3 separate regions of the Homo sapiens genome follow, and all the other regions are linked to region 3. The links are chromatin contacts, found by Hi-C or POLR2A ChIA-PET in ENCODE. All regions are on one chromosome and are shown on one strand. Each heading gives the region's core, a stretch centred on a gene start or an enhancer-like site at or near the end of the contact. The rest is flanking DNA. Distances are from core to core; before and after follow the strand shown.

Region 1 (3,102 bases), core at 67-2,566, 340 kb before region 3:
ATTCCTAGATGTGGCAATGCTTAATCCATATAAACTGCCTTAATCAACAAATCTGTTAAGGCACCTCCTTGAGTTCACATCCCAAACATAAACTTCTCCATCCCCGAAGAGGCATATACTTTCTTACTATCTGAAGAGAACGTGGATGCTGCAACCCTTCCATTAATTTTCATGCTTCCAATCAGTTCTTTGGTCTTCATCGATAGCAAATGCAAATACCCAGCAATGCCATTTATGAGCAAGAAGGACCCATCTGGGGAGACATCTTCAAAGCTCCTCACTATCTTCTTTCAAACCTCTCACTTGATGCACAGGAATTAATTTCCAGCTAGCATGTCATAGACATAAAAAACCTTGCTGTGAGTACTCATGGCTAAAACTTCTTCCCCATTAGCACTAAAATAAGCCTTACAGTTTGGAAACCTTTCCAAACAGGTGCTCTGGATTTTAGGATTTGTTCTTCCATCAACCTGAAATAGTGATATAGGTTATCTAATCCAGCGACCATCACAATCTGTGCACAAGGACGGAACTGCACAGATGAGATCTGAGCAGCAGAAGGACGTTCAGCATTACCATGCTGGCAGTTCTTCATCTTCAGGATTCCTCTTGGAAGAGAAGTTGATGTGGATATGAAATTCCCAGTCCTTTGCAACAAAGCATCTTCATCCTCTTCACTTTCATCATCTGAAGTTGTTTTCAGCTTATTAGTCTCTGCCCAGGCAGGTACTCCTCCCACGGCATGCTGGAATTCTTCTTAAAGTCGCTTCTTAAGTTTGTCTTTCTAAAGTTTACTTTCACTAGCATTTTTCATCATTATCTTTCCGAAACCGATTGTTCATCATGTCAACCATTTCCTCATCTTCATCTTCTTCATCCACCCAAATTGGCTTCTTTTGAGGTGCACAATTACCTTTTGCTTCATTCTCCGCTTCTGAGTCTCCCAAGTCTTCATGTCCTTGAACCCACGGACCCCGCAGACGCCGCAGCAGCGTGTCCTCGTCGTCCTCGACATCGCCGAAGACCAGCTCCTCCAGGCACCACTCCACGGCCGGTTTGTCTTCTCCAGCGTCGGGCGGTTCCGCTGCCGGAGCCGTCTCTCCTCTTCCCTCGCCGCGCTTGGCCTGGCCGGCGGTTTTCGCTGGGATGAAGCGGCAGCCTTTTGGGGCGGCTCGCTCGGCCCCGCTCCGGCTTTCCAGTCCGCCCTCGTTCCGGGCTAACGCTTCGGCTTCGCTGCGGTTCTACTGTGCAGTTTCATTCGGCTCCTCAGTTCCCGCGGCATCGTTAGGTTTGAGGAGAAACGCAGGCGCTCGCGTGAAACCTCACTGCGCATGCGCGCCTCTTTTCTTTTTGAGACACTGTCTCACTCTGTCGCCCGGGCTGGAGTGCAATGGCGCGATCTTGGCTCACTGCAACCTCCGCCTCCCGGGTTCAAGCGATTCTTCTGCCTCAGCCTCTTGAGTAGCTGGGATTACAGGCACGCGCCACCACTCCTGGCTAATTTTTATATTTTTAGTAGAGATGGGGTTTCACCATGTTGGCCAGACTGGTCTCAAACTCCTGTCTTCAACTGATCCGCCTGCCTTGGCCTCCCAAAGTGCTGTGATTACAGACGTGAGCCACCGTGCCCGGCCCTCTTACTTATTTTCATAAACTTTTTCTTTTAACCTCAGAAAGATCTTTGAGGAACTAATTTTTCCTATGGTAAAGAGACTATTATTTCAATTTTAGTAATTCTTTCAGCTTCACTTCAGTTTTTTTTCTTCTGTGAAATTAAAATCAGATTAAAATTTCAATTTTTATTTACTTATTTTATTTTATTTTATACAGGGTCTTACTTTGTCATCCATGCTGGAGTGCAGTGGCGCAGTCACGGTTCACTGCAGCCTCAAACTCCCAGGCTCAAGTGATCCTCCTACCTCCGCCTCCTGAGTAGCAGGGACTACAGATGTGTGCCACCACACCCAGCTAATTTTTGTATTTTTTTGTAGAGACAGGGTTTCCCATGCTGCCTAGGCTGGTCTCAAACCCTTGGGCTCAATCGATCCTCCCACCTTGCCCTCCCAAAGTGCTGGGATTATAGGTGTGAGCCACAACACCAGTCCAAGCTATTTTTAAAAGGCATGTGGCATATGGTCTTATTCTTTAAAAAAAATTTTTTTAATATTTTTATTTATTTATTTATTTATTTATTTATTTATTTATTTATTTATTTTTGAGATGGAGTTTTGCTCTTGTCGCCCAGGCTGGAGTGCAATAGTGCGATCTCAGCTCACTGTAACCTCTGCCTCCCCGGTTCAAGCGATTCTCCTGCCTCAGCCTCCCAAGTAGCTGGGATTGCAGGCATGCGCCACCATGCCTGGCTAATTTTTTGTATTTTTAGTAGAGGCAGGGTTTCACCATGTTGGCCACGCTGGTCTCGAACTCTTGACCTCAGGTGATCCACCGCCTTGGCCTCCCAAAGTACTGGGATTACAGGTGTGAGCCATTGCACCCGGCCATATGGTCTTATTCTTTAAAAATTATTTGTTGCATGCATCTGTTCATCCTTCCTATTTGTATACCTGCAGAAAGAAATCCCTGTTACAATCATCATCAAATATTAATACTAATTAGTTTTAGTTGGTGGAATTTTGGGTTGTTTGTTTTCTTCTTTGTACTTTTCCTTCCTATCATAGTGCGCTGCAGCCTTGAACTCCCAGGCTTAAGTGATCCTCCTGCCCCATCCTCCCCCAGTAGCTGGGACTACAGGTATGCACCACCACACCCGTTTATTTCATTTATTTATTTATTTAATTTTGTAGAGGCGCGGTCTTGCTGTGTTGCCAGGGCTGCTCTTGAAATCGTGGTCTCAAGCAATACTCCCGTCTTGGCCTCCCAAAGTGCTGGGATTACAGGCATCAGCCACTGCACCCATGCCCAGCCTGTACTTTTCTTCATGTTTATTTTTGAGTAATGAGCATGTATCATTTTAATAAATTGGGTAAAATCATTATTTAGAAAAGACAAATGACAGGATGGGAGAAACTTTGTAACATATGTAAGAATAAGTTGTATATACATAGTCTATAAAGAACTTCTACCAAATTAATAGGAATAAGG
Region 2 (2,773 bases), core at 136-2,635, 370 kb before region 3:
CTGATCTCGGCTCACTGCAACCTCCGCCTCCCCGGTTCAAGCAGTTCTCCTGCCTCAGCCTCCCAAGTAGCTGGGATTACAGGTACCCACCACTGCACCCAGCTAATTTTTTTGTATTTTTAGTAGAGATGGAGTTTCACCATGTTGGCCAGGCTGGTCTTGAACTCCTGACCTCAAGTGATCTGCCCACCTTGGCCTCCCAAAGTGCTGGAATTACAGGTGTGAGCCACCGCATCTGGCCAAGATAAATTATTCTTTAATGTAATATTTTAAAAAAACAAAGTTAATGAGAAAAACCCTTCCAGGAACAAAATATCAAAACTTTATTTCTTTAGAGACAGGGTCTCACTCTTCTGCCCAGGCTGGAGTGCAGTGGTGCAACCATACCTCACTGCAGCTTTGAACTCTTTGGCTCAAGTGAGCCTCCTGCCTCAGCCCCCGGAGTAGCTGGGACCACAGGTGTGCACCACCATGCTCTGCTATTTTAAAAATTTCTTGTAGAGACAGAGTCTTGCTGTGTGGCCCAGACTAGTCTCAAACTCCTGGTCTCAAACTCCTGGCCCAAGCGATCCTCCCACCTTGGCCTCCCAAAGCACTAGGATTACAGGCATGAGCAACCACGCCTGGCCCCTCAAAATTGTAAAGAAAGACAGAATTGAACCCTGCACATGCACGACCATGCCTCATCCTAGTAGGGGCCCTGGAGGAGGGTGACGTTTTGGACCAATGAGTACTTTAAGGAAGCACAGGGCACAACAGAGGGAAGCATGGATTTGGGGTGGGCAGGGAAAGCCTGGAGAGGGGAGTTGGAGAACATAAGTGATGATCCATTTTGCAAAGGGAATTCCTACAGACTCCCAGACCAGCTAAGGGATCTACATTGCCGAGGGACCACCTGGACATAAGAAGCGAAGCCAGCACAGATTCCCCATCATCCCAGCCCCTGCAGGGCTGTGGAGCTGTGGGGAGCCCATCTCTGCTGTAGAGAGAGAAGGGAGAGGGCAAGTTTGTGCTTGGGGCTCCTATAGAAGCTGTCCTAGTGAGAAAATGCACCTGCAGTTCAGTTAGGTACTTACTAAACAAGAAAGATACAGTCTAAAAATACTCGGTTTTCCCGTGGAGTAGAAGCTTGTTTGCCTGCTTTCTCTACCTTTATTTTCCTAATCCTCTTTTAAAAGTGATTTTTCCAGTAGACAAATGAGAGTCTAAAAGTAAATTGTAAAAATATGGAGAACTTTTATACTTTACTACTAATAAAAAAGTCCAAATTGTACAGTTTTGCTTTTAGCAAGTTTTAAAAAGTATATCAAGTGTCAGTATCTTTCACTGGGGGAAGGTGCAGGAAATGAGCATTTAGTCATTGCGGGTAAGCTGTTAGAGTTATTTTGGAGAGGATTTGGCTGTGTGCATTATTAGCCTTAACAATCACAAATGTTGGCACTGGCTGGGCACAGTGGCTCATGCCTGTAACCCTAGCACTTTGGGAGGCCGAGGCAGGCAGCTCGCTTGAGCCTAGGAGTTTGAGACCAACCTGGGCAACATCATGAAACCTCAACGAAAAAAATACAAAATATTAGCTGGGCATGGTGGCATGTGCCTGCAGTCCCAGCTACTGGGGTGGCAGAGGTGGGAGGATCACTTGAGCCCAATGCAGTGAGCTGTGATGACATCACTGCACTCCAGCCTGGGTAGCAGAGTGAGACTATACAAAGTACAAATTAACTATTAATAATTCCAGGGATTAGGATTTGGACATCTTTGGGAGAGGGTGTCACTATCTACCTACCACATTAGGTGATTGGAGGGAGAGGCACTGGATGTGTATGAGGGACAGAGGGACCATAGAGGACTTCTCCATGGAGATGACATTTGAATTGAGATGTGGTAAGGTCAAGCTAGCCTTCTGGATGTCAGGGGAAAGGGGAGAGATAACAGTGAGGCTGGAAAGGATCAGTTAGAGGAACAGAAAGACCAGTGCGACTTTAGTAGGAAGCAGGAACTGGCCAAATTGCTGAAAATCAGTTGACAAGAGCCAATTTGCTGATACGATCAAGTCACTAAAAACTAGTTTCTGTTAATTACCTACAAAGCTAAAATATGCTGTTGCCTCATTTTCAACAATTTTTAAAAATTAGTAGGTTTTTGGGAGGCTGAGGCGGGTGGATAACGAGGTCAGGAGTTTGAGACCAGCTTGACCAACGGTAAAGCCCCGTTTCTACTAAAAATACAAAAATTAGCTGGGCGTGGTGGCACGTGCCTGTAATCCTAGATACTCAGGAGGCTGAGGCAGGAGAATCATTTGAACCCAGGAGGCAGAGGTTGCAGTGAGCCAAGATCGCGCCACTGCACTCCAACCTGGGCGACAGAGCAAGACTCTGTCTCAAAAAAAAAAAAAAATTAGTAGGTTTTATTATTTAGAGCGGTTTTAGGTTTACAGAAAACTTGAACTCAAGCCCAGATTTCCCATCCGTTCTCCCTATTTTTCCTATTATTAACATCTTGCATTAATGTGGTATATTTGTTACAATTATGCACCAGTATGTATACATTATTATTCACTGAAGCTCATGGTTTATATTAGGTGTAGCTCTTTGTGTCCCATGGGTTTTGACAAATGAATAATGTCATATATCCACAATTATTGTATCATACAGAGTAGTTTCTCTGCCTTAAAATTCCCCTGTGCTCCACTTTTTCATCCATCACTCTTCCTTAAACCCCTGGCAACCAATGATCTTTTTACAATCTCTATAGTTTTGCCTTTTCTAGAATG
Region 3 (3,021 bases), core at 522-3,021:
CCCCGTCAGGGCCTTTCTAGGATAAGGCCTTACAGTGACTGGATTTGCAAGCTGCACACTGACCCATGGCCACTCATGCAATCATGTCCTGGGCTTCTACGTGAATTCTACTCAAATTCCTGTGCTGAGACCCCCTCTGTCTACCCACCTCCTTCAGTTCTTCAGATAGCCAGGAGAATTGGCCTTCTTAAGTCATTTGCGATGCAGGTAAAAATGCAGATACCCCATCACTTACTGAATCCCAATATCTTAGGGTTCAGGGGAGGTGCTAGAATCTGCATTTTGGTTAAACATTATCTTGCTTAGTACCCACCTCCTGGAATTAATTCCAGGCTTACAGGGATGCTGAAGTAGGGGTCCATCTGTCAGTAAATATGTATCCACGTGCCAGGCCTGGAATGGGGGCCATGAAAATACATAATCTGGCCCCTCAGAGGTTATAATGTGTTGGGGAAGATGAGTTATTCACAGGTTGTGGTGTGATGTGTTGGGCAGGAAGCCAAGTCATGGGGGTGCTCCCCACTCACACGCTCATGATTGGGTGAAATCCGGCTAAACATTGATTCAAAGAGCACCCAGGGGAGTATGCAGGGATGGGGAAAAAGCCAGCTACTCTTTCTGCCTTTCTCCAGTAGGGCGTTTCATGAGCTGATTATGAGTAGGGATCTGTCTGGGTCTTTCCTTTGCTCCAGCTGGAAAATCTACAAATATTTTGGTTGTGGGGTGCCTTCCTGGTTTGTTCCAGTCCCTGCACCATGGAGCCTGGGTGTGCTGGGTCTTCAGGATAGAAGGTGCCACCTCTCTCTGCACTTCCTTTGCTCCCTGGGGTGCTTGTCAAGTGAGTACCCCACAAGTGAGGCTCTGTGTATATTGGGGTGTTGTGTTGCTGTCTCATGCTGTCATGGGTGAGGAAGGAGTTTGAAAGCAGAGAACTAGCCCAGGGGGATCTTTGATGCTGCAGCCATGGGAGAGCAAGCTCCAGTTGCCACCAAGAGCTCAGCACAGGACCAGCTACGTAATTCATGGGGCCCAGTACAAAATGTAAATATGATTCATTTGTTCAAAAGCTATTAAGACTTGCAAGACACTGATGGGAGGACAGATGACAACAGAGAAGGCAATGCCTCTCTTTTGCTGGACATAACTTATAACTTTAGTATAACTGTGTCTGTCACTTACTCATTCACTGCGGGAGAGAGGCCCCAGTTAGGGGAATGTACAAAACTCATCGCTGTTCACAAGGAGTTCACAGTCTGTTCATGTTGAGAACCTGGGGCTAAGGCCAAGGAGCCACAGCGGGGCCTGGGAGAACAGGAAGCCAGTCCCTGAAGGCGGCTTGTGGCCCAGGAATGGTGATGGGTGCTCCAGCCACAGCCCAGACTCCCTGTCCTGCCCTCCAGGCTGTCACTTTAATCTTGTGTCCTGAGCTTTCCATCTTGCTGTATGCTAGGGTTAGAAACTAGCTAGGAATCAGTGTCTCTCTGGAAGCTTAAAAACAAGAACTACACACAGATGAGCAGAATAGGATTCACAGGTCTTTAGAGGGGCCAGGAACACAGCTTACATTTGTCCAAATCCAGAGGTTAAGAACTGTATGGTTACAGCCCTCCTCTGACCTCAGGGACAGAGACAATCTCCATTTGACAAAATCATGCTGCCTGGGGCTCCTCCCACTTGAGAGCTCTCTAGAGAATCTTCTCCCTGCAGCCCTGCACAGAGCAGCACAGCACAGCACCGAGCAGCCCCCACACCTTCTACTGATGGGGCCCCCTGGGGAGCTTTGGCAACCACCCCGGCCTGGGCCGCCCCTAAGGTTCTGATAGAGCTAGTCTGGGCTGTTGCCTGGGCCCCAGGGTTTGTAATGCTCTGCTGCCCGACTTGCCCACCTCCCCGCCCCATGACACCCCTTGAAACTACTGCTCAGGCCATGCCGTAAGAGACAGGTGGACCCTAGTGACCCAGACTGACCCATCAAGAAGCAAGCACTGGGGAGAGGAGTGAAAGCCACCCCATCCCTCTCCCAGCCCCAGCCCTGGCCCCACCAGACAGTTCAAAGAGGGGTGGAGCCTCACCCCATGGCAAAAACTGCTATTTTTTTTTTTTTTTTGCACTCTTCCTGTTACAGTACCAGCTGGCCGCCAGCACCTGCTCTCTACATGGCTCCATGTTCTGCTTTTCTCCACCTCTTTAACCCCTGACCACAGCTGTCTGCCTGCACAGGGCTCCCTGCATGGCTGTCTCAGTGGAGCTGCTTTTCTACGCCCACTGCCTGCCCATTGGCTTGCCCCCTTGCAATAACTGCTGTCATCACCATTTCCCAACTTCCACCTTCTGCCCCCATTCCAGGCCAGCCCTTAACCCCATCCTACCTGCTCACAGGGCACAGCTGCTGCTTCTCACTGGGGCCATGCCTCTGACCTCTAGCCAGCTCTGCCTGTGTCTGTGGTGCCTGACTGAGAGCAGCGTGGTCGGAGGGGCTCCGGACAACCCCCTGCTCCTCTTTTCTAGGGCCAAGGCGCTCACTCAGCAGGCTTCTAGGTCTAGGGCCAAAGCAAAACCTTGCTTTTGTGCTCAGCCTACTGAGCCGGATGTTACTGGTTAGTGGTTTTCTTTATCTAGTCTTCTTTGTGGTGCAGGGTGAGTCCCCAACAACAGTGAGAAAGAGAGAAACTTCACTTTAGAGGATTCTCTGTGCTGTCTGTGCTCCTCCTGCCTCAGTGCTCAGTGCTTCTCACTGCATCTCCTGGCAGGTCTACTACCCCTTATGCAAACCCACCTGGGAACTGAGGATGGGGACTGGGGTTTAACGGAGTGCTGAAGAGTGACTCAAATTAGAAACAGTTGGGGTCCAAGAAATAGGCAGCACCGTTGTTTTCCTGCCCCAGCTGCATGTTAGAATCACCCCAGGAGCTTTAAAAAAATTACCTGTGCCCAGGCCCATTGCTGGCTTAATTGGCCTGAGGTAGGGCCTGGCATCAGAATCAGAGGATCCTGATCTAACCAAGAGTAAGAACCTGTGCA

Evidence for each region. Hi-C counts contacts between places; a loop is a spot of excess contacts on that map. ChIA-PET counts read pairs that join two places held with the same protein, here RNA polymerase II (POLR2A). Pooled maps may share reads with other maps.
Region 1: a loop to region 3 is called in a pooled map, with 3 times the contacts of the local background. The contact joins two enhancer-like sites. A Hi-C loop is called at or near these places in 5 of 50 pooled maps. POLR2A ChIA-PET finds 5 or more read pairs at or near these places in 3 of 52 experiments (B cell, H1 and activated naive CD8-positive, alpha-beta T cell).
Region 2: a pooled map shows a loop between it and region 3 (2.7-fold over the local background). The contact joins two enhancer-like sites. A Hi-C loop is called at or near these places in 6 of 168 maps with a recorded cell type or tissue (colonic mucosa, heart left ventricle, heart right ventricle and 2 more) and 4 of 50 pooled maps. POLR2A ChIA-PET finds 5 or more read pairs at or near these places in 2 of 52 experiments (A673 and naive thymus-derived CD4-positive, alpha-beta T cell).

The regions. Positions count from the first base shown.
Region 1 is chr18:46,026,411-46,029,512 of GRCh38, reverse strand. All of the region lies in intron 2 of PSTPIP2 (proline-serine-threonine phosphatase interacting protein 2), which reads left to right. It also overlaps the pseudogene LOC100422497. Among named protein-coding and RNA genes, the nearest start is that of PSTPIP2, 44 kb to the left of the region's middle. Within about 2 kb of position 1,316, at least 19 of the 41 ENCODE cell types and tissues checked have a DNase peak (open chromatin) inside an H3K27ac peak, as active enhancers do.
Region 2 is chr18:46,054,288-46,057,060 of GRCh38, reverse strand. The region is part of intron 1 of PSTPIP2 (proline-serine-threonine phosphatase interacting protein 2); the gene reads left to right. Among named protein-coding and RNA genes, the nearest start is that of PSTPIP2, 17 kb to the left of the region's middle. Within about 2 kb of position 1,385, at least 2 of the 41 ENCODE cell types and tissues checked have a DNase peak (open chromatin) inside an H3K27ac peak, as active enhancers do.
Region 3 is chr18:45,686,566-45,689,586 of GRCh38, reverse strand. All of the region lies in intron 7 of LOC105372093 (a long non-coding RNA gene), which reads left to right. Among named protein-coding and RNA genes, the nearest start is that of SLC14A1, 36 kb to the left of the region's middle. Within about 2 kb of position 1,771, at least 10 of the 41 ENCODE cell types and tissues checked have a DNase peak (open chromatin) inside an H3K27ac peak, as active enhancers do.